4 separate regions of the Homo sapiens genome follow, and all the other regions are linked to region 4. Evidence: read pairs that join two places in POLR2A ChIA-PET (ENCODE). Cell type or tissue: OCI-LY7. All regions are shown on one strand. Each heading gives the region's core, and the rest is flanking DNA. Links, peaks and the distances in the headings are about the cores only. Region 1 overlaps QTRT2 (queuine tRNA-ribosyltransferase accessory subunit 2). Region 2 overlaps TIGIT (T cell immunoreceptor with Ig and ITIM domains). Region 3 overlaps QTRT2 (queuine tRNA-ribosyltransferase accessory subunit 2). Region 4 overlaps CCDC191 (coiled-coil domain containing 191).

Region 1 (6,252 bases), core at 615-5,614, 69 kb before region 4:
CTAATACGATATCAGCTGCATTCAGAAACTCAGAATTTGTAGCTTCAAATCTTGCAGATCGTCTTTTCTTATCAGCACAAGGTGAATCCTGCAATTTATGGAAACATAAGAACCAATCCTACTAGTGTTGTCAGTCCCCTCAATTTCAAAAATTGACACCACTCACTACCAGCCTCAAATCTAAGAGCTTCTTAAGTTCTTGTTGGTGGAGCTCATCTTCTCACTAGTCATCCCAGATCTGTCCTCAACTTTCCTCAATTTAAACCAGCATTCCATGTGACTTTACACTTGGTCTCCAGGTACCATATTATAACAACAATATTTGTAATTGGCACAAGAATGAGGGGAAACAGTATAATACTTGCTCTCACTTAGGAGGATCAAATAACATAATTCAAATGGCAATTATCCTCTACTCTACATTCTGAAATCAAGGCCAGGACAGCCTTGATGGAAACTCCCCTTACAGTCTGCCTCAGCACCTCAGCAGACTCAGCCCAGAAAGGACATAAACAAAACATCAAAGGCATGCCTATGCACAGACACTATTTAATATACAATCGGCCAGCACTCCTTCCCTGCATCCCTTGAGGCCAGCCTGTGTCCTAACCGAACACTGGCCTTGGCTTGTCCTCCGGCAGCTCTGCAGTGACTGATGACAGCAAGCGTAGTCTAGCCTCCAGGGTTGTTGGATTTCCTTGAAAACCATCCAGAAGGAAGCCACCCACAGGCCGCTTGGCTGTCTCTCGTGCTGACCTCAGCCTCTCTTCCATCACATCTCCACCTTCAATCACTCCAATGATCACACTCTTCTGAAGAACCTGAGGTAAGAAGGATGATATGTTTTTAACCATTTTCAGTATGAGACCTTTGTTTAAATGAACCTTACATGGAAGTCCAATGTATAGAAGAGACCTCAGTGAAGCTGCTGTAGTTGAAGCATTAAAGGGGATGGTGCTCCCTCCTCCCTAAGAACCTTTAAGGCTCTGAGGAACATACTTTGAAAAACATACTTTACCAATCAGGTAAGAAAAGACTGAGGAAAAAGATGCATTCAACATATGCAGTCTTGTTCTGGCTTAGATTAAATTAGATCAGGTGTGGTGGCTCAGGCCTGTAATCCCAGCACTTTGGGAAGCCGAGGCAGGAGGATCACTTGAGCCCAGGATTTCAAGACCAGCCTGGGCAACATAGCGACACCTGGTCTCTACAAAAAATAAAAAAACAAAATTAGCTGGGCACGGTGGCTTGTGCCTGTAGTCCCATCTATTCGGGAGGCTGAGGTGGGAGGGTGGCTTGAGCCCGGGAGGCGAAGGTTGCAGTAAGCTGAAACTGTGCCACTGCATTCCATCCAGGGTAAGAGAGTGAGACCATGTTTCAAGAAAAATAAGTAAATAAATAAAATGTACACTAAACAGGTTCAAGAGGAAAAGGACAAAATAAGAGTTTTAATTTGTGAAATGACTATCCAGGCCTGCTTTAGACTACCTCCAAGTCTCTTAGCTAGAGATAACTTTAGGAACTTAGAAACTGTTGAGACAACTGACTATCTACTCACAAACCAATAAAATAAAGACCACTACTACACACCATCCATTTTAAAAACAAATTCAATGGACCTAATAGCTAAACATAAAAAATATGGTTATACAAGTTTTAGAAGAATATATTGAGTATTTTTACAATCTTGGGGTAAGGAATGCCTTCCTAAACAAGCTAAAGCTTACAGGAAAAGGTTGACAAGTTTGAGTACAAAAACTTGCCAGGCATGGTGGCTCATGTCTGTAATCCCAGCAGGAGGCCGAGGCAGGTGGATCACTTGAGGTCAGGAGTTCAAGACCAGCCTGGCCAACACTGTGAAACCCCATCTCTACTAAAAATACAAAAATCAGCCGGGTGTGGCAGCATGCACCTGTAGTCCCAGTTACTCGGGAGGCTGAGGTGGGAGAATCGCTTGAGCCGAGGAGGAGGAGGCTGCGCTGAGTGGAGATTGCGCCACTGCACTCCAGCCTAGATGACAGGGCAAGGGTCTGTCTCAAAAAAAAAAAAAAAAAAAAAATCAGTAAAACTTCTCTACTAAAGTATACCATTAACAAAGGCAAAGGAGAACTTACTCTTTGGAGGAATATTTAAATATCTACAGCATAAAATGAGCTCCAACCAATACTCTAAAGAAATGAATGACAACCTCATAGAAATCTAGGTACAATACGTAAATATGAAATTCAAACAAATAAATGTGAATGCCCTATACACGTATGAAGAACTACTAAACCTTGTTAGTAAGGTAATGCAAAATTGGAAACAACGAGATACCATTTTTGCCCATATAATAACAAAAAGGTTAAAACATAGATAACAACATAGTAGAGGTGAAACTGTAAGGGAAATGGTACGTACATAACCTGATAAACACAGAGTAAAAATCATTTCAACGTCTTAGGAAGGAAAGTGGACAGCACTTATTGAAATGTCCAGCTTTTATCTATGGATCCTAAAATTCCACTTCTAACAATCTCTCCTATACTCATTCACATGTGCCAAGGTTTATTTACAAAGATGTTTAGAATAATGAAAAACTGGAAACAACCTAAATGTTTATCCATAGAGTAAAGGCTTACGTAGATCATAATATATACACAGTATGGCTTCCTACGCAGCTGTTTAAAAAGAATGCAGTAGATAATAGCAATATATGCATTTATAGAGAAAGAGTTTCAGGATATTGCTAAATGAAAAACAAGCAAATTGCTGAATATATGATCATACTGATGTAATACAGCCATGTATATCTATGTATTAATTATGTGTATGTAATTGCAAAAAATAAGTTTTGCAAGAAAATACACAAATCAACAATGGCTCTCCAGTAGAAGAAAGGGATGGAGAGGAGGCCTGGAACACTGTGAAGAGAGAATCTCACTCTTTAGTTTAAGCAGGAGGGACATAATCAGACTATTCCTCTAGAAAGAACACTTTGGCTGCCGTGTGAAAAATAAATTAAGGGTGAGTACGATTAAAGAATGGAATAGCAGACAACTTTAATGATCCAGGTGAAAGATGAGATGATCCGGACTAAGGCAGTGGCAGTGTGGATGAAGAGGAAAGATAAAACTTGAAACCTATCAGGAAGTAGGATCAACATAACTTGACTGATTAGTTGTCCAAGGAGAGGATAAAGACAAAGTCTCAAATGACTCCTGGCTCCTGTTTTGCAAGTACAGGTAGATGGTGATAAGAGCAAAAGGCAGGGACTCCTAGAAAAACAGTGGATGAAGCAAGATGATTACTCTGTTCTGTGTGTTCTGAATTTGAGGAATCAGCAGGATGTCCAAATGGCAATCTTAATTCAGCCACTGAACCTAAATGAACCTAAAGATAAGGCTATGTGTGATACAAACATGATTGCCCAGGCTAGAATGGCAGACACTTGGCATGATGCTACCACTCTCTACTCCTGATTCCACAGCAGATGTGACTAACAGATGACTCTCTTCTTGCTGCACCCGACCACCTCGGTTGAAACCATTCGCCATCCCTAACCCAGGTAATATATGGAGAAGAAAAGAAAGCCAAAAACCGAATCTTGGAGAGCTTCAATATTGAAGGGCATTCAGAATAAGAGGAGCCAGTCAATAAGACAGGGAGGGAATCATGGGAAAAGATGTATGCAGAAACACAAAGCAGAGAGTTACATAGGCCTGCCTGCTTATACGACTAGCATGACTATTCGGGAAACTCCCTTTCCTGGGTGTAAGAAGCACGATCATATAATTTATTATCTAAAATGGAAGAATGGGGGGGCACTATTAATAATCATGTCAAGACAATAATAAAGGGTATGGAGAGGGACTACACGTTTGACCAATAAATATGCATAAGTAAGGCCGGGCGCGGTGACTCACATCTATAATCCCAGCATTCGGGGAGGCTGAGGCAGGCGAATGAAAAGGTCAGGGGTTCAAGACCAGCCTGGCCAACACAGTGAAACCCCATCTCTACCAAAAAATACAGAAATTAGCCGGGTGTGGTGGCGTGTGCCTGTAGTCTTAGCTACTGAGGAAGCTGACACAGGAGAATCGCTTGAACCTGGGAGGCAGAGGTTGCAGTGAGCTGAGATCGCACCGCTGCACTCCAGCCTGGGCGACAAGAACAAAACTCCATCTCAAAAAAACAAACAAAACAAAACAAAAAAACCCCCACAAATATGCAGAAGTAATATGAAATGATGAGGCTGACTGCAACAACACAGATGAGGGACTTGAGGCTCATCTGACCTTTCTAATAATCATCTTTGTCACACTCGCTGTCCTGCTTTCTACTTACCCAAACATTACTAGTCCTACAAGGATAATGACTGGCTCAAAACAATTACTAGCAAGCCACCAACACTAACTGCCCAGACACACAGCAATGTCCCCACACCAAACTCTTGTTACATATACTGTGAATTCTATTCAGAATAACTATGTTTCCTCTAATTATTTCATTTATATTAACTTTATTAGCCAAATTATATTTTTATTGCTAAATTCAATATAATGATGTTCCTCAAACTCAATGCGCTTGCCATAGTGGGATGTGATCATCGCTCAGGATTACTCCACATACATGATCTCAAATATTAAAATTCTCTCCTCTGATCACTATCTTCTGTTCCCTCATCTCTACTGTTCTCTGAATCCTTTTCCCACTTAATTAACTCTGCTATCAGTATCCCTGATTTACCACTACAGCTTCATCTTCACCCCATCATAACCATTCACCATCAGCAAACATTTACTGAGGGCTTACAATATGTCAGATGAAACCCATTCGCCATCCCTAACCCAGGTAATATATGGAGAAGAAAAGAAAGCCAACAACCGAATCTTGGAGAGCTTCAATATTGAAGGGCATTCAGAATAAGAGGAACCAGTGAATAAGACAGGGAAGGCATTCTGCTGCATGATGAAGATACCCAACTTATACACAGAAATTGAGCTTAAAGAGGCCACAGTTTAATGAAGACAAATGCATAAAGAAATCATTGAAATACAATATGATTGGGGCTAAAATATAGCTACATACTAATTAAAGGGGTAGCAAAGAATGAATTGAATTCCCTGGAACTATCAGGAACCAGTTCTACAGAATGACACATGGCACTTCGGGAGGCCAAGGTGGGTGGATCACCTGAGATCAGGAGTTCAAGACCAGTCTGACCAACATCGTGAAACCTCGTCTCAGCTAAAAATACAAAAATTAGCCAGGCACGGTGGCGCATGCCTGTAATCCCAGCTACTTGGAGGCTGAGGCAGGAGAATTGCTTGAACCTGGAGTTGGAGGTTGCAGTGAGCCAAGACTGCCCCACTGCACTCTAGCCTGATAGGCTGAGCAATAGAGTGAGACTGTCTCAAAAGAAAAGAAAAAAAAAATGAATGATACATGGAATGAAATGAGCCTCATGTGGAAACAAAAGAGGGAATATAGCTAGAGATAAGAAAAGCAGAAACAAGAAACAGTCCAGAAGGAAATCCGTGTACAGAATGAAACAAGCTAATGCCTCAAGGAATTCCAAGCAACTCAGAAAGGTCAGAGTGCAAGTCACAGGAAAAAGTAGCCCACAGTGAGCTGGAGGAGTAGGTAGAGGCCACATCACAGCAGGCTGTCCATGCCATGTAAGAGTTGAAGTGGAGAGTCATTAAATTCTTTTAGGGAAGTGGGCAAGGAGCTCTTGTTTGTGCTTTACAAAGATCTTTTGGATAACAGGGCTGAAAGATGGATTGGATAAAAATGAGAATGGAGGCAGAGAGAAGAATTCAAAGGTAATTACATACGTAAGAGATGATGCAGTTACGGCTTAAGGTGGCAATAAGGAGGGGAAGATTCTAGACATATTTAGGCAAATGGAATCAAGGAAGAGTGAACAGTGGGATATTAAATGTGAATGAAAAAAAGGAGTCTTGAAAAGCTCAAATTTCTTAGCCAGGCACAGTGGCTCAAGCCTGTAATCCCAGCACTTTGGGAGGCAGAGGCGGGCAGATCATCTAAGGTCAAAAGTTCAAGACCAGCCTGGCTAACATGGTGAAACCCGGTCTCTACTAAAAATACAAAAATTAGCCGGGTGTGATGGTGCATGCCTGTAATATCAGCTATACGGGAGGCTGAGGCTGCAGAATCCCTTGAACCTGGGAGGCAGAGGTTACAGCGAGCTGAGATAGCACCACTGCACTCCAGCCTGGGCAAGAGTGAGACTCAAAAAAGAAAAAG
Region 2 (5,000 bases), core at 1-5,000, 290 kb before region 4:
TTAAAACATAAAAATTTATAGAAAGAAAAACGAATATTTTATTACACATAAAAATTATATGAAATTAACATTTTAGTGTTTATAAATAAAGGTTTGTTGGAACAGAGTCATAGTCATTCATTTGTATATAATCTATAGCACTTTCACACTACAATGGCAGAGTTGAATTGTTGCAACAGAGACCATATGACCTACAAACCCAAAAAGATATACTATCTGCCTCTTTACAGAGAAATTTTGCCAATCCCTGTACTGAATAATTTCCAAAATCCAATAGCTGATTATATTGACTTTTCTAGGGAAGATCCAGAGAACATCCCTTAAGATAATAGCAACAATAAAGGGGAAAAAGGAAAAAGAAAAAGAATATCCCTTTTACTAAGCTGGAAAAGAATGTGCTAGGGGAGCTCCAGCATCATTGAGAAGTTTGGTGGCATCTCTCCTCTATAGGCTAGGGCTAAAATAGGAGATGCTTTTACAGAACTGGATTCCTAGTAGCAATGAGGATGAGGAGATCCCAAAATAGTACAGAACAGATAGCAGCACTTAAAGAAACAAAATGGATGTAATTACTTCAATGGGAGCCAAGAAAGCCTGATCCATGGGAATATTAAAATGGTTAATAGAGCACAGTGTGCCCAGGAGAGATACAGCTGGGCAGCCAAGAAGGGTATTGCTTACATACATAATCAAAAGAGGTCAAGACTACAAGAGAGAAGGCTGAAGCCAGCCAACCCTGTGGAAAGTCAAGATCCTTTGTCCAGTGTTCATGTCTATGAGCACTACTTGAATGGATACCAGCCATTTGCCTCTTGGCTCTGCTCTCTAACCTTCTCCACCCTATTCTGTGCCCTATGAAGACTGTACTAAATGTACTACATCAATGAGTCCCCTTATCCTCCATCCTAAGTTTGAGGTCAGCCAATGCAAAGCAACAGTAGGGGAATGGAGAGAGGAATGAGATGAGGGTATGTAGTTCCCTTTGTTCTTTCTGCAGGGTGGCCTTGGACTGGTTGTGACCCTCCAGCAAAGACTACAGCACTTCTGAAGGAGACCCCTCCACATAACTCTCTCCTTCCAGGCTCCAATAATTAGCCCCTCCCCTACCCTTTGAAGAACTAGGAATGGTTACAGCACCTTGCTACTCCTCCTTGTGGTGTCCTTACATCCTACTAGACTTCTGGAAATCCTATTATTAAACTGTCTTCAAACAACCCAGTTTGAGTACTACATGTTCCCTGCTGGAACCCTGAATAATGCAACTATAAAATGCTTTGAGCAAGGAGAGAGAGACAGAAGACTGACAACTATATCCAAAGCACAGGAAAGATGCAGAGAGGACCCACACTACACAGGAAGCAGTGGAAATGTCAGAGAGGGCTGGGGAATCAAACACTGTAGAAAGGGAGCAACAGGACTCAATAGGTCTCTTCACCTTTTTCTCTTTCTCTACCCTCCAGATGACCAAAGTTAGTCCAGGTGCCCAGAATGAAAATTAACCAGTCTTGAATCCTTAACAGGAAAAGTTGTTCAGCTCCTTCTAAAGAGCCTTTGATTCTTTTATTCCAGACCATCAGGACACTGCTAACAGCAGAGAACCTGTTCACCAACCACCATAGCAGCTCCCTTCCCAGCTAAGAGATCAACTTTCATCTTCTTCACCTCCCCCCTCTATTCAATCATTTCTCTTGTCCTCACCTTCCCATAGAGGGTTCATTTCCTCATTATGTCTATTGTGATAGCCAACACATAAATGAAAATATTATAGATCATTGACTTTCCCAATAGCACCAGCCATGTCTCAGCCACTGCAGTTCAACCAGGCTGCAGAACTGAGTTGTTAATTGAATGGAATTAGAGTTGGAGGAAAAGTGGGTTAGGATCTCAGGTGGAGGGTCTGGGGTAAAGGTAGAAATTACAAACTTGTGTTTCCCAAAATATTTATGTGGTGACTTGAATTAAGGTGACCTGGGCTGAGCTGACTTAAAGGGCCCAAGAGATCAGACAAAACAAGGAGTGGAAATTCTTTCACTCCTCCCAATCAATACCAGTAGCTGATGACATAAATTTCACTGATATAATTCTTTGTTATTTATAAAGATTTTACATGAAATATGCCACTTGTTCATCACAACTCTATGATATAGAGTAAGCCGAATTATAATACAGCTATGGTTTTAATGTGTCCCCCAAAAGGCCATGTGTTGGAAACTTAATTACCATTGTAATAGTATTAAGTGGTAATGCTTTTAAGAGGTGATTAGGCCATGAAGATCTGCCCTCATGAAGGGATTAATGCCATTATCTCAGGAGTGGGTTAGGTATCATGGGAGTAAGTTCCTAATTAAAAGGATGAATTTGGCCTCATTTCTCTCTCTCTCTCACATGCATGCACTCATCACATGATGCCTTCTGCCGTGGGATGAACCTCGCCAAATACACCATGCTCCTGGACTTCCCAGCCTCCAGAACCATGAGCCAAATAAACTTCTTTTCTTTATAAATTTCCCAATAATTGTATTCTGTTACAGCGGCAGAAAATAGACTAAGACAAATCCCCATTTTATATATAAGGAAATGAAGACCTTGAAAGATTAAGTAACTTTCCTAAAAGCATACACTCAGTGCCAAAACTAGAAACTAGATCTTTCAATTCCCCATTCATTACTCTTTCAGCCACATAAGCTCTTAAGCTAAACAGAGGATTTACAACCTGCTGATCTTGCCATGCCCACTTTACCACCAATTTTTTTTTTTTTTTAGAGATAGAGTCTTGCTCTGTTGCCCACGCTGGAGTGCAGTCATAGCTCACTGCAGCCTTGAACTCCTAGAGTCAAGTGATCCTCCCGCCACAGTCTCCCGAGTGGGTGGAATTATGTCTATTGTGATAGCCAACACATAAATGAAAATATTACAGATCATTGACTTTCCCAATAGCACCAGCCATATCTGTGGCTTCTGAGGTGTGAGCCACAGCTCCTGGCCTAACCCTACATTTTTGGAGTGTTTATTTCTCATTCTACAGACATGCTGGGTAACCTAGCACTACCAGAGAGTTGTAATAATCAAAAGAGCTAATGTGCAGAAAGCTCTAGCATATATAGATGCCCACGATGCATCAAAATCATAGTAGATAAATTAAACTCTCAGAGCAGTGGCTTAAGGGATAAGCAGAAACCAGGAGTTACAAATGACAGCAAGATGGGTAGGAAACAGGTCCAGCTGTCCAGGGGGTCCCTCCCTATGAGAGGGACAACGGAAGAGCATAAATAACTGCACTAATAGGCAGAACAAATGCCAGGAAAAAGGCACAAAGAGCACTCGGGAAGATCACATCTGGGTCTCTCTCTGGGTGGAAAGAGAACCTGAAAGGACCCGGGTGCCAGACGTGGGGGTGCCCATGACTGCGGTGTGCAGCCGGAGCCATTACCTTTCTAGTCAACGCGACCACCACGATGACTGCTGTGCAGATGACCACCAGCGTCGCGGCCATGGCTCCAAGCAATGGAATCTGGAACCTGGCACCGTGCTCAGCCACTAGAGGGAGGACAAAACAGAGATGAGTGGCAGAAGCCAGAAGTGAAGCTGATTTCCCCAGGGCAGCCTGAGCTTCACGGCAGAGAGGGGAGGATTGGCCAAGCCCTTTGTGTAACCATGGGACTGGAGCCTTTAAGCCCAACACTTTGAACAGCAGAGTATCCATCTGGCCCATCATGAAATCAATGACTGATATTTTCAGCAGTGGTGTACCTTGTATATTTGATACCAGAGCAGGTCATTTTAACATTCGTTTCTTCTATTTGACAAAATCATTTTTGGTAATCATGAAATGAAACAAATAGTAGTTCCAGAAAAAAACTCAGAAAGTGAATATTTTCTTTTATTGAACTTCAAATATGAAATCATATCAATAAAAATATTTAATTCAAAATTAAAATAAAGTTAACATTAAATTACAAAAATGAAAAAAAGTATGTAACCTTTTCCCTTAAGCCTATAACACTTATTTCCAGCTAGGCTGTGAAACCCTGGAGGGCATGAGGCTCTGGACTCTTATCCTTTGCTGTTTTCTCAGCATCTGACACATAGCGAATGCTCAGTAAATATAAATATTTGTGGCATAAGTGAAATCATGAACTAGTGCATTTCATTAAGAGATAACATGTAAGTGGAAGCAAGAAGATGCAGGAGGGGAGTTTTGAAGAGATGAGTAAGATCTGACCCAAGAAGAATGTGAGAAAAAGAACACCATCACCCCCATGCATGCTGCGCTGTAGGTAGGTTTCCAGTCTGCCCCAGCAGCTCAGGTAGGGCTCAGGTATCCAGGGGAGTCTTCAAAGGATGCAGCAGAAGCCTCACATCTCATCCCTCTACCTAAGGGTCTGGGTTGCTAAAAGGTGGCTTAGGAATCCAATCCATAAGACAAGGGTGGTGCCTGCACAATTCAAATTCCCCAGAACATGTTCCTCCTGCCTTGAGGGACTCAGTCACAGTTGGCCAGGACGGCTTCTGGTTAGCCATAGCCATACAGTTAGCTCTGGAGTAAAGAGGACAGATGGAAAGCACAGGGGTCATAGAGAACACACTGCAGCAGGTAAGAGGGGCTGCAGAGGGCTATCCATAAAACCAGGAAAGGATATATGATCAGTTTGGGGACAGAGCCAGATTGGAGGCAGGGTTAGGCCTGGGTTCTCTTACACCTTGGGGACAGATGAAGATAGATGGAGTGAAAAGCATGTTGAGGTTTAGGGAAGATTATGATAATGAGTTTGGTTAGGTTTAAGGATAAGTTCGAGATACAATTGGGACCAGAGTGGAACTTGGGATATTAGATGTATCAATTTCATTTGGAATTTTTGGTTTGAAATAAAAGCACCAATGTCTCCATTCACAGTTATGGTCATAGAACAAAGATATCAAGGTCTTTGAAACAGAAGCAGCCCTGAGTAAGCATGACATCACTACATGCAGGGTGGGGAAGGGGCAGACTCTGTATAAGG
Region 3 (6,252 bases), core at 712-5,711, 57 kb before region 4:
GCCCTCTTCTCCTCACCCAAATAAGTTACATCATGGTAAATGCTGTCTTGAATTACACCATTATTCAAGAGTTCTAACTAATTAGGCTAGGTTCATTAGCCAGAACGAAGGCCTTCAACTTGCTAGTGGTTCTGTGAGACATGAAACTGGCAAAGATCAACTCCTTCAGAATACTTGAATTTTCTTCCTTCTCTTGCCCCTTTAAAATCTCTGTTGTTAACACAACGCTGCAGACTATTATGTTAATTGGTCATATAGTAGGCTTTTCAATTAAGTATAAAGTCAGTATATACATTACACAAAATGATCTAACTTTAGTTCTGTTTCCATAAAGTAGTATTAGCAAGTATATGTGCAAAGGCAGAAAAAACTTTGAGGCTGGTGCATGATAACAGCTCCTGAACTCCAAATGCAGCTCTCACAGAACATTCCCCGCCCTGTCACCCCTGGGAGCAGTGGCGACATGGCAGTATGGGACTGTAGGTTTGGAGGAAAAGTGAAGCAGATCTAACATATAGGTCTGGCCTGTGGCTTCCAGATTAGGGCCAGAAGATGTATAATATTTGAAACCTCTCTTCTGATTTCATTATGAAAATCGACAATTTATATATATGAACAAAAAAAAATATTTCTCTTTTTTGCACCTAAGGTAACTAAGCTGCTGCCACAGTTGATACTTGAATCATTGGTTCTAACACTTACAGGGATGACAGCGTAAGCTGAGCCATGGCAGGAACCCCGTGGATATTATGCAGCGTGTGATGGGTGAGGTGTGGGGCGGAGCCAGTCTTGGTATACAGAAGGCAGCCTGGAATATCCATGGTGTGGTCCCCTGTTTTGCCCAGGTTTTTTATTTTTCCTAGGCGACAGCCATTAACTACCTTGGTAAGACTCAGCTTCATCCTAAGGGATTCTTCTAGGTCCTGTCAAGAAAAGAGCATTAAGTATAGAAGGAGCTTCACAACACCTAGAGGCCAAGCATTTTGCAAAAAAAAAAAATCTTCAGGAAAATGAATGATAGCATGCTTATTACTGCTTCCAGTCTAAATATTTTCATAGATATCAGGAACGGGGGAATGGGAAAAGACATAAAGAGAATAAGACATCTTCCCTAAGGTCCCAGAACCACATATTGGCATCAACTAATTTTAAATTTAGTCATGGAATTTTTGTCTGAGCTGATGAAAACCAAACAAATGAAAGAACAGAATTAGAAAGACTAATCATGGAAAGAATGCCATGAAGCCAAGGCTCTCTCAGCCTTGAAAATGTATACAGAGAACAGTAACACTGCTTAGGCCATACTGATTATTGATATAATCCACTTTTTTCTTTCTCCAATTTGAGGGAAGGCTAAGCAATATAGCAATTTTTTCCTAATAATGCTGTTAAGTGAAGAAAAGAGCATCCTGGTGTTTATGAAAATATATGGAAAAATAAATGTCAAAACATAAACAGATCTCTGAGGTCGGATTATTTCCCAATTTGTTCTTATATGGTATCCAAACAGAAGTGAGAAACTGTGTGGAGCATACACGCAATCCATAAGCAAAGTGTCATTACTTTTATAACTGGGAAAGACTAATATGTGTTTAAAGAAAAAAATAAAGATACACTTTCTAACTTCTATAGATATACAGGGAAAAAAAATCAGAAAACATTATCAATTACTTGTTGGGTGCTCCTAAATGATTTAGTATTCAGTGAAGCAAAATACTGGGTTCCACTTTTAAAATGCACTACAGAACTTGATAAGCACACACATCATCGGCTAAATGTCACCAGACATACCAACATTTTACAAATACTTCATTACATCTCTACAGCAAGTACCATATCTTCTGGAATTCTTAAAAACTGGGCCAGGCCCAGTTTTATTAGTTGACAAATGAGCTATCAGAGAGGATCCAATTTTCTTTTCTTTTCTCTCTTTCATTTTTTTTTGGACACAGAATCTCGCTCTGTCACCCAGGCTGGAGTGCAGTGAAGCGATCTCAGCTCACTGTAACCTCTGCTTCTCGGGTTCAAGAGATTCTCCTGCCTCAGCCTCCCAAGTAGTTGAGATTACAGGTGTGTGCCGCCATGCCCAGATGACTTTTGTATTTGTAGTAGAAATGGGGTTTCACCATGTTGGCCAGGCTGGTCTCGAACTCCTGACCTCAGGTGATCCGCCCACCTCAGCCTCCCAAAGTGCTGAGGTAACAAGCATGAGCCACTGTGCCCGGCCAGATCCCATTTTCTTAAGCATTATAGCATACCATACTCTGAAAGTCAACCATTGTTAAAATGTCACCAAATAAATAAGACATATCTATCATTAGTTAAATATATTCAAGAATAAAAACATTACTTTTTTTTAGGAGACATAAATTCTTAAATTTAAATAAAATAGCCATCTTTGTCATTAGAATCTTAGACATAAGAATAACTACTTTCTTAAAAAAAAAGAATAACTACTTTCTATATGGTCTAAGAAGAGATTTTATGCTAAACACAAATTATAAAAACTAATATAAGTGTTTGATGAAAGCCTGGTCAATTTTCTATAACTATGAGATCATTATTTCAAGTTATCACTAAGATAGAAACATACAAATAAGTGTCATTAGAACCCACATAAATGGAGACTGGTAAGGAAAAAAAGGTTATATTTTAATAAATAGTATAAAAGCTATTTTTTTACATACCCTATTGTTACACATTAAAACTGCTAAAACAAGAAGGTTCATTTAAGAAAACTGTAAAACTATACTTATAAGCTAATAAAAGCATACTGTAGAAAATATAAAAGAATTGTAATCTTTATTTATTTATCAGATAATACTGATTTCAAGTGATAAAAATGTATTTTATATTTTAAACCAACAGAGTTCTAATGTGAAATTTAAGACAGACTTTTGTAATCTAAGTAGCTCTGGAGAATTGAAGCAGGGGGAAGCACAAAGATGAGAAATGTACTTCAAAGCTTCATGAATCAATACCTGTTGTTCTGACTGAATATTGAAATCAACCAATATGGAACACTAGATTTCTTGAAACACAAATAAGAACTAATGAAAATTAAACGGACCAGAATTTTTAAATGCTGCAGTAACTTACGCATTTCCTACTATCACATACGTCTGAGAACGGAAGAAACTGTGTTGCCCGAAGCTATTTCAGAAAGGGCTAGAGACAAGAACTTGCTGGCTCCTCCAAAAATTCTATCTTACTCCAAAAATACTCTCTCATCTGAGCTGTGTAAAGTATGTAAAGAGTTTAAATGTACACACATGAACAGTGTTTTTTAAATTAAATTCATATAAAGGCACGAAGAACCTTCATTGGGTAAAACTAATACGTTTGAAAAATGAAGTATAGGATTCTAGAATGTTACTTTTATTATCTCTCCTCATCAAATTTATGCTCTCGTTTCTCCAGTTTATTAATAAATGACACAAATGACTGACAACCAAAGCTTCTGACAAGCATGAGATAATCTGCTTTTCCATGTTGTGTTAACTGAATTCCAGGTAAAAACAACAAACCCCATTGCTTTAGTAAAACTGTGCTTAATATCCCAGTATTGTATAATTACCATTAGACTTTAGAAATACTGAAAATAGTTTATAGAGTTCCATTACTACCAGAGACCCCTACCTGGGAATTCCTCATCACCACATCACCCCTTCTGCCATTTTATTGTAATCAGTCTGAGACTAGGCCTGCTTAGTCATAGGCTTGTCTAGAACCTGGGCCTCCTGCAAAAGGCCTGTATTCTTTTTATTCTTTTTTTTTTTTTTTTTTTTTTTGAGACAAGGTCTCACTCTATTGCCCAGGCTGGAGTGCAGTGGTGTAATCACGGCTTACTGTAGCCTTGACATCCCAGGCTCAAGTAACCTTCCCACCTCAGCCTCCTAAGTAGCTGAGACCACAGGTGCCCAACCACTGCACCTAACTAATTAAAAAACTTTTTTTGGAGAGATGGAGTCTCACTACGTTGCCCAGGCTGGTCTCAAACTCCTGCGCTCAAGTGATCCTCCTGCCTTGACCTCCCAAAGTGTTGGGATTACAGGCGTGAGCCACTGCACCCATCCAATTATGGCTTTTATGTGAGAGTAAATTTAACATGCTAGGAGATGCATTCAGATTTTTTTTTTTTTTTTTTTAGAATATCCTGCAGCATACCATGGCCACTGAAAATAACAAGATTTTTCAAAAGTATATGTGAAATCTATGAAACATCTTTTTGTTTTTTTCCCCTAGAACACACTGTGGAAAGTCATAAAAAGAAAGTGGCTTTGGTTGGGCACATTGGCTCACGCCTGTAATTCCAGCAGTTTGGGAGGCCAAGGTGGGCAGATCGCTTGAGCCCAGGAGTTCAAGAGCAGCCTGGGCAACACAATGAAACCCTGTCTCTACAAAAAATACAAAAACTAGCCAGGAATGGTGGCATGCACCTGTAGTCCTAGCTACTTGGGAATCTGAGGTAGGAAGATCCCTTAAGCCAGGGAGGCAGAGACTGCAGTGAGCCATGATCACGCCACTGGCACTCCAGCCTGGGCAACAGAGGGAGATCCTGTCTTAAAAACAAAGAAGAAGAAAAGAAAGAGAAAGAAAAGAGATAAAAGAAAGCAGCTGTCAAGTTCTTTAACCTGTGCCAACAGAATTACACAGGGGCTCAAAGATTAGCCACCTGCTGCTGCTCCCTCCAGTGCCTTACAGTCTTGTACTGCTTGGAGGGCTGGCTGGCCACTGGTAAGGGATTTAGGCTTCTGCCTGGTAAGCTGAGCCTGATCTTTTCTATATACCCAGCACAGAGCCATCACTCAGGGTCAGGCTCAAACCTATCAACCTCAGAGACTAAACAATAAAATCAGTATGCACAATTATTTACTCTGAGAATCGAAAAAAGCAAAGTGGATCAGTCAGTGGCATGTTTGCCCTATAGAATGCAATACATGAAGCCAAATATGCCATGCAAGCATAGAATCAGAATGGGAAGAAGAAGGTACATAAAGGCAACTAAAAGGAAACCCATCGGTTTTCTTAACACAGTACCCCCATTCACAGTTCTGCTTTCCAGTTTCAGTTACCCATGGACATCCGAGGTCCAAACATATTAAACGGAAAATTCCTGAAATAAACATAAGTTTGAAATTGCATGCCATTCTGAGTAGCATAATGAAATCTCTCACCATTTTGCTCTGTTCCACCCAGGACGTGAATCATCCCTTTGCCCAGCATCTTCACACTGTAGACGCCACTCGCCCCTTAGTTACTTAGGAGCTGTCACATTGATCAGATCAACCGTCACTGTATTGCAGTGCTTATGTTCAAGTTACCCTTATTTTACTTACGACTGGCCCCACAGCACAAGAGTTGTGATGCTGGCAATACGGATATGCCAAAGGGAAGCCATAAAGTGATCCCTTATGAGAAAAGGTTAAAGTTCTCCAACTAGGAAAAGAAAAAAGACTGTTTGCCGAGGTGACTAACATCTACTACTGTGCCTAATTAATAAATTAAACTTTATTATAGGTATGTATAGATAGGAAACATCATACTGTCTGTCTATTGTCTGTCTATCTATTTAGGGTTTGGATCTATCTAATCTATCTATCTAATCTATCTTATCTATCTATCTATCTATCTATCTATCTATCTATCTATCTATCTATCTACCTACCTACCTACCTACCTACCTATCTATCTGGGGTTTGGAACCATTTGCAGTTTCCAGCATCCACAAGGGGTCTTGGAACATATTCCCCACAGATAAGCGAAGATGACCAAACAACCAATCTCAGATTCTCCAAGGTTGGACACAAGGATTCTCTAAGAGTATAAAGGCAGCCAGACCTGGAAGCCCAGACCATTGGCTTCCAAGACTTACCTTTCTCTCAAAGACTTCTTAGTTTCATCCTTGTGTAAGGAAAGAATGAACATATTCTAGAAGTTCCCATCTTTTAACAAACGAGTCTCAAGTGTGATTAATCATCCACTCAGTCCTGAAGGCATCTTCTCTCTTCTTTCTCATCTCCCCTTCCCTCTCATCTCCCCTTCCCACTCTTTCCTCAACTGAAGAAACAACTTTCTTGATTCTTAACTGAAAGTCTGTAATTAGAGGTCCTTTGTAACTCTAAAGGACATTGGCCACCATGTTCTTAGAGGCAGAGATGGGCTCTCCTGTGATATAATGCTTTAATCCCAAATAACTTTAAAGATGAAATTCAAAATCCTCAGCTTAGAATACTGAACCCACTCAGCCAG
Region 4 (6,252 bases), core at 671-5,670:
CAAAATCACCTATTTCTCAGAACAAATCCCCATTATTCAGCAATGCATGACTGTATATATATCTATATATGGATGTAGTAAGATACAGATATATAGTGACTTGTCTCTTCATGCCCTTTGTCCATTTTTCTATTTGATATCTTTTTCTTATTTATAAGAGTTCTTTATATTTTAAGACTATTGATGCTTTTATTATTATATATTGCAAACATTTTTTCCATTTTGTCATTTGTCTTTTTGGTTTAGTTATGGTGTTTGGTATTATACACAGTTGTTTAGTTTTTATAAAGTCAATCCTGTCGGCTTCTTCTTTTATCACTGCTCTTGTCATGTTTAGAAAACCTTGTGGAGAAGAGCTTCTACCCCCTCACCTCCACCCTCCACATAATGCTGTTAAGTACTTAATTCAGACATGTGAAATTAAATTGTGCACTAGAGGGTCCCCAGCCTTGCTTTTTACCCTGATTATTGCTAGCAAGTAGGCTAGTTTTAATTTAAGCTTATTCTCTGAGCAAGGGGGGATCAGGAAGATGCTTGTTGGGACTTATGTGTAACATTTTGGTCCCTTCCCCTAGGCAATGTATCTACCTTTATGGCAGATAATTTTGTCTCCATTGAGACCCAAGACAGACTTCTATCTTAAGAAAGAGCTGTATGGAACCTTTTACCTTACAAAGTGCCACTGTTCTTAAATGAAAAAAAAAAAAAAGTCAGCAGAAAGTATTTTTTACCTGTGCAAAACAGAAAAATTACTATATATATGTAGTAATTTATATATAGTAATATATATAGTAATTTATATATATAGTAATATATATAGTAATTTATATATATAGTAATATATATATAGTAATTTATATATATTTAGACTCAAGGGAACAAAAGACTCCAAATCTCTGAAATCAAGAACAAAAGACTTTATCAAGAAAGGACAGTATTGTTAAAAATGGAGCAAATGATAATAGAGGGCTACAATAGACCCTGTAGAGACTAAGTAAACTAATCTTTTTCCAGCGTGTACAGCAAAACATGACCAAGTGAAAATATAAAATCTTTAGTTAGATGCTCATTAATTATACAGTCATAGGAACTCATGTACTAAGAACACACAAACTGTACCTTGAATTTTTCCAAAATTATCAGTTAGCTAATAGGTGATTTTCTCTAATTAAGTCAGACCATTCACTCCTGCTCTATTAAGTACTATCTGTACCACTAAGCTTTTCCTTCATGTTCTTTATTTTCATGTTAAAAAGTTACCATGATCCAAAAGAAACCCTGTCGCTTTACTCAGGGCTTTGACACAGTCTTGCTAGGTTAATAAGGTGTCATTACCACCAAGTTTAAAAGAACCTAAAACATATACCCTGCTTGATATAAATTGCTTAAGCAGGTGTTCTCATGAATAAGTGTTCACTGACATTACTGAAATAAAAGGTTACTTTTAAAAGTGTTTAACATGTCAGAGTTTCCATATATCACATCTTTCATTTCAGTTGAGTCTATGGAAAGCATTTCTATAATCGTGAAAAATATTTTTGAGTCCCTAAGGATGGGGTCCTGTTAGAACAAGAAGCTTCTGATATTTAGATAGCTCATAGCATTTTTCTCTTTAAGCCATTGCAGATGGCAGAATCAAAAACTTAGACCTTAGAACATGGACTCAAACCATTCTAGAAGAGACACTTTAATATGACATTATTTTGGCCAAGATAGCTGTTTCTAAATAAAAATTCTTGTTTCCTTCCCCTCTGTATAGAACTTGTAATTGAGTATGGTACCTCAGTCTATTAAATGGGATTTATGTAATAAAGCTTTGAAAACTAGTGATATGCTAATACAAAATATTATTAGGTAACATTATTCTTATGTAATGCAGATATTTGCCCAGTGATCCTGAGCTTCCAAATATTTCCCACCCATAGATAGTTTGTAATGCAGATATTTGCCCAGTGATCCTGAGCTTCCAAATATTTCCCACCCATAGATAGTTCAGGAATAGCTGGAAACGGTTAGCTAGGCTTTAACGGGACCTTGATGCTGAAATAACTAAATATCCTATACTATGGCATATGATTAATTTACTAGTGTCAGGAGAGGCATTGAAAGAAAAGAGATATATTATTCATTTGTAAAGATATTCTTTGGTTTTCAGACATTCTCGAGAAAGAATATATCCTTTGCCACAACATCTTCAAATTTCCACTAAAATTCAGAGTCAATTTATGCATATTAAATTCATGTTTTTTATATATAAAATATATATATTTATATATATATATATATATATATATATATATCTGGAGTAACCTTGCCTAATTCACAAATGAACTGTCCAAATTAGAAATTTATAAGAGAAGATTTTTGCTATTACGAATGTCCTGGCCCATGGCAATGGTTCATACAGCTGTAGCCACTCTCCCAGTTTTCTTTTTTTTTGAGCCAGGGTCTCGCTGTGTTGCCCAGGCTGGAGTTCAGTAGCACAATCTCAGCCCACTGCAACCTCCACTTCCCAGGTTCAAGCGATTCTCCTGCATCAGCCTCCTGAGTAGCTGGGATTACAGGTGCGTACCACCATGCCTGGCCAACTTTTGTACCTTTAGTAGAGACAGGGTTTCACCATGTTGGCCAGGCTGATCTCAATCTCCTGACCTTAAGTCATCTGCCCATCTCGGCCTCCCAACGTGCTGGGATTACAGGCATGAGCCACCACAGCCGGCCACTCTCCCAGTTTTCATGGTGAGCAGCAATGCATGTTTTAAGAGTGGTGGCCTCTGAGGTAGCCAGGCCAGGAGCACAGACCACCTTTACCTGCAATACATGGCAGTTGTGCCATTAAACAAAACAATACTGACCTCATAAATGTTGGATTTCATCAGCACAGTCCTTTAAATAGTTGAGCTATAACATGTTTCTCTCTCTCAGGAGACTGCTGTGCCCCCTTTGTGGGAAAAGCCTCCCTTGGGAAGCAGTGGTTGTATGCTCAGTCCTCCCCTGGGAAGAACAACAACAGGCAACTTGCAGGGTTCCCTTCAGAATGTCTCTCTGAGTGCACCTGGCAATAAGCAGCACAAGACCCTGGGTGCTGAACCCTCTCAACAGCCTGGCAGCAACGAGACACTCAGAACTACCAGCCAGAAAGCAGAACCGCTTTGCTTGGGTCATTTCCACAACCGCCATGTCTTCCAGCAACAGCTGATTGAGAAGCAAAAGAAGAAACTTCAGGAACAGCAGAAAACAATTCTCGAGCTGAAGAAAAACCTGCAGCTGGCAGAGGCTCAGTGGGCAGCAGAGCATGCCTTAGCAGTCACAGAAGCACAGAGCCACCTGCTGTCAAAGCCCAGAGAAGAGGAACCAAGAACCTGCCAGATGCTTGTGAAGTATGTCTGTTCTATCAGAACTCGCTGGACTCATTTTAAGGGGTTTTTCACTTTGGGCTCCTGAGCTTCTTTGCCCTGCTTCTGAGCCCCATGATTGTTCCTTTTCCTTGATTTTGCACTCTCAAAGCAAAGAAGCCTAGTTATGACTAGTATATGACAGGCACAGATAGTCAAGGATGCCTGTAAGGATCCAGTTATACTGTTAGCATTTGGGTCACGGCTGCCTTTGAGGATCTCTGTTACTATGCCAGTTAAAGAGAAAAATGCTGTCTTGCTCTATTTCTGGGTTTCTAGCTATGTTAAGTGCTGAGAAGCCAAGTCAGACAACATCAGGTCCACATGGAGCAGCCCCTGGGCTGGCTTATTTCCTAGCTTAAATTTGTAGTTGTTAGGGATAAAACAAAACATCTTTGAGCCTCAAATAAGAGCCCAAGTTTCTCAAAAGCCACGTAAGATGGTTTCAGTTGTGCTTGAGACATACTCATTGCATGTGGTAAATGGTAGGATAAGATGTGGTGACACCTATGGATTTGAAGCATTAGGATGGGAGTCACAGTACCTGACTCACTGTGTAGACTCATGCCGATCACACAACCTTTCCATACCTCATTACACATATTTATGGAGTGGATATAATATGTAGTTATCTCAGAGAGTAGGGATTCATTAAGGTCTGTAAAAGGCTTTGAGCATCTCAGGTCAAAGGAGTTTGAAGGAAACTGGTTAGTAGTCTAAATTCCTTTCCTTTATTTTTTCCCTAGTTCACCTGTTGCTTCCCCTGGGACTGAAGGCAGAAGTGACTCCCGAAATTCTCTTTCTGGACTCAGAAGGAAACCAAAGCAATTGATGACACCGCATCCCATACTAAAAGGCAGGGCTGTCTCGGTGGTGGCCTTGGTGGTTGTTATCTTCTCTCCTAGAGTAGAATGTGTACACTGGGACTGAATTCTGGCAACTCTTGAGGTTTTGAGACTTGGCAGAACCTGACATCAAAAATCTCAGAATGGTAGACATGTGAGGAGTGGAGTACACCAGAGAGCCCCACTACTTTTTTCCTGCCCCTTTTGCCAACCTTTTTGGCATTCCCAGCCAACACACACACAAAAAAACATAGCTGAAAGGTATATCATTTTTCTGTAATTTGAGATTTGGATTGTGAAAAAAAAAGGAATAATTACACAAATGAGAAAACTCTGAGTAACTGCCAAGGACAAACACTGATAAAGGACACCTGTCATTGTACTTTGTTAATGTTCAAATTTGATCAGTTTACAGTAATCCAAGATAAGTTATTATTTTATAATATTATAACTTGTTGATAGGATTTTAGTAATAAAACCTACAAACCAGATATGTTAATTTGATAACATTTTTGATGCATCTAGAAACATTTATTTATTTGGTACAGGCAGGGTCTTCCTGTGTTGCCCAGGCTGGTCTCAAACTCCTGGCCTCAAGGAGTCCTCCCACCTCAACATCCCTAGGTGTTGGGATTATAGGCATGAACCACTGCACCTGGCCAGAAACCCTTATTTAAACTAAACTATACGAATAGAAGCATTCTTCAGAACCCACCTAGTGAATCTGCTAATTGTTTTTACTATATGCTTAGTCCTTCACTGTACTTATGTTTGCATGTGGTGGTTGGCACTTTGACAATTATATTGTGGTTTGTAAATTTGATTTTTTACCTGTGACAAGATTGCTGGTTTAACAAGAAGTAATTACAAATGAAAGACACTGTGCCTGCAGTCAATTCCTATTAATGAAGAAATTGGCAGTCTTTGCATTAACTATCTGCCAGGACAGCAATTTATGCTGTCTTTGCCTATCATTAAGCTTGGTCAGTAAATACCCAGTTAAGTATGATTATTTTTTTAAAATTATTGTTTGGTCAAGGAGTTAGCTATTTTAGAAGCCCAGTCTACTTTCAAGTAGTCTTTTGATGATTAGATCTAGAAAAGATGGGCAAAGGGCATATTACCAGAGACTCTGCTTCTTAGGGGTCTCTTACTTTAATCCCCTAGTCTATTTCTGCCTTCTTAGAGACAATTTCACTCTCGCCATCTGTGGCACTACCATTCTTTTTCAGCAAAGCAGACACTTAATAACTGTAAGAAATAGCCTGGTGAGTTTTTTGTTTATTAATTCTTAAAACTTGGACTTAAATTCTTTTCTCTAAAATATGGCACAAGGAACTGAAAGTAACTATTGGCTGGCTTAGGTGAGCAGAACTTGATACTCCTCCCATCCATGCCCCTCTTCCTATGAAAGCCCCAACTGATTATAGAGTCATATTATCAGACCATCTTGCACATTTGTTTCTTTTGGATCGATATTTAATAGCCTGTCAAGAACAGGAGTCTGACACTCAAATTCATTCAGATGCCAGTTCTCCAAATGCCTGGTACAATTCCATTTCCTGCCCATCTGTATATCCAGGCCTTAAAACTAGATTCAAATATATTCATCGTGACCCCAAACTTTAGTTTGTTTGTTGTTATTCTTATATATACAGACATATGTACAGTGACTTAAGAAAAATTAGCAGATTCAATAGGATTTGAGGAACGATTCTACTCTCAAAGTACTTGTTAGATGTAATTAAAGTTTTCTGCATTCATCAAACATATAATCAAATTAGAATTCTGGTTTCTGGGTTTCATATACTAAAAGTATCATCAAGGCACATTATAAATCAGTAAACAATTATTTTAATAAAAATGTAAACAAAATAATTAATTTATAAATTGTTCCTCATTGCTGAGGATGGGATAATAGGTCTTTAACCTGTAGAGTATATAAGTTCTGTTTATCTCTATATATTTTCTGAGATTGTGAACATTCAACTTACAAGAAAACCCTAATAATA

Evidence for each region. Peaks named below come from ENCODE experiments on the same cell type or tissue, not always from the same donor. Only the 100,000 strongest peaks of a DNase experiment are listed, where the experiment ranks them.
Region 1: POLR2A ChIA-PET joins it to region 4 with 6 read pairs; 3 of 35 experiments call an interaction of 5 or more read pairs at or near these places.
Region 2: POLR2A ChIA-PET joins it to region 4 with 8 read pairs; 2 of 35 experiments call an interaction of 5 or more read pairs at or near these places.
Region 3: POLR2A ChIA-PET joins it to region 4 with 5 read pairs; 6 of 35 experiments call an interaction of 5 or more read pairs at or near these places.

Annotation. Positions count from the first base shown.
Region 1 is chr3:114,071,312-114,077,563 of GRCh38, reverse strand. QTRT2 (queuine tRNA-ribosyltransferase accessory subunit 2) reads right to left here. Exons shown (of 10, transcript NM_024638.4): 7 at 622-821. Among named protein-coding and RNA genes, the nearest start is that of QTRT2, 18 kb to the right of the region's middle. In OCI-LY7, for the core only: no CTCF peak of the experiment used is centred there; no DNase peak of the experiment used is centred there.
Region 2 is chr3:114,298,134-114,303,133 of GRCh38, reverse strand. TIGIT (T cell immunoreceptor with Ig and ITIM domains) reads right to left here. Exons shown (of 4, transcript NM_173799.4): 3 at 3,431-3,537. Among named protein-coding and RNA genes, the nearest start is that of TIGIT, 6.6 kb to the right of the region's middle. RefSeq lists enhancers at 2,983-3,482, 3,483-3,984. In OCI-LY7, for the core only: CTCF peaks have their summits at 3,322 and 3,523 (motif pointing right); no DNase peak of the experiment used is centred there.
Region 3 is chr3:114,059,908-114,066,159 of GRCh38, reverse strand. It overlaps QTRT2 (queuine tRNA-ribosyltransferase accessory subunit 2), which reads right to left. Exons shown (of 10, transcript NM_024638.4): 3 at 703-923. The coding sequence starts at 902. Among named protein-coding and RNA genes, the nearest start is that of QTRT2, 6.3 kb to the right of the region's middle. In OCI-LY7, for the core only: no CTCF peak of the experiment used is centred there; no DNase peak of the experiment used is centred there.
Region 4 is chr3:114,002,636-114,008,887 of GRCh38, reverse strand. It overlaps CCDC191 (coiled-coil domain containing 191), which reads left to right. Exons shown (of 17, transcript NM_020817.2): 10 at 2,926-3,380; 11 at 4,142-4,251. All of the region lies in intron 1 of LOC105374048 (a long non-coding RNA gene), which reads right to left. Among named protein-coding and RNA genes, the nearest start is that of CCDC191, 51 kb to the left of the region's middle. RefSeq lists enhancers at 3,104-3,153, 3,384-3,513. In OCI-LY7, for the core only: a CTCF peak has its summit at 3,329 (motif pointing left); a DNase peak (open chromatin) is centred at 3,267; H3K4me3 peaks cover 1,810 bases; H3K27ac peaks cover 4,808 bases.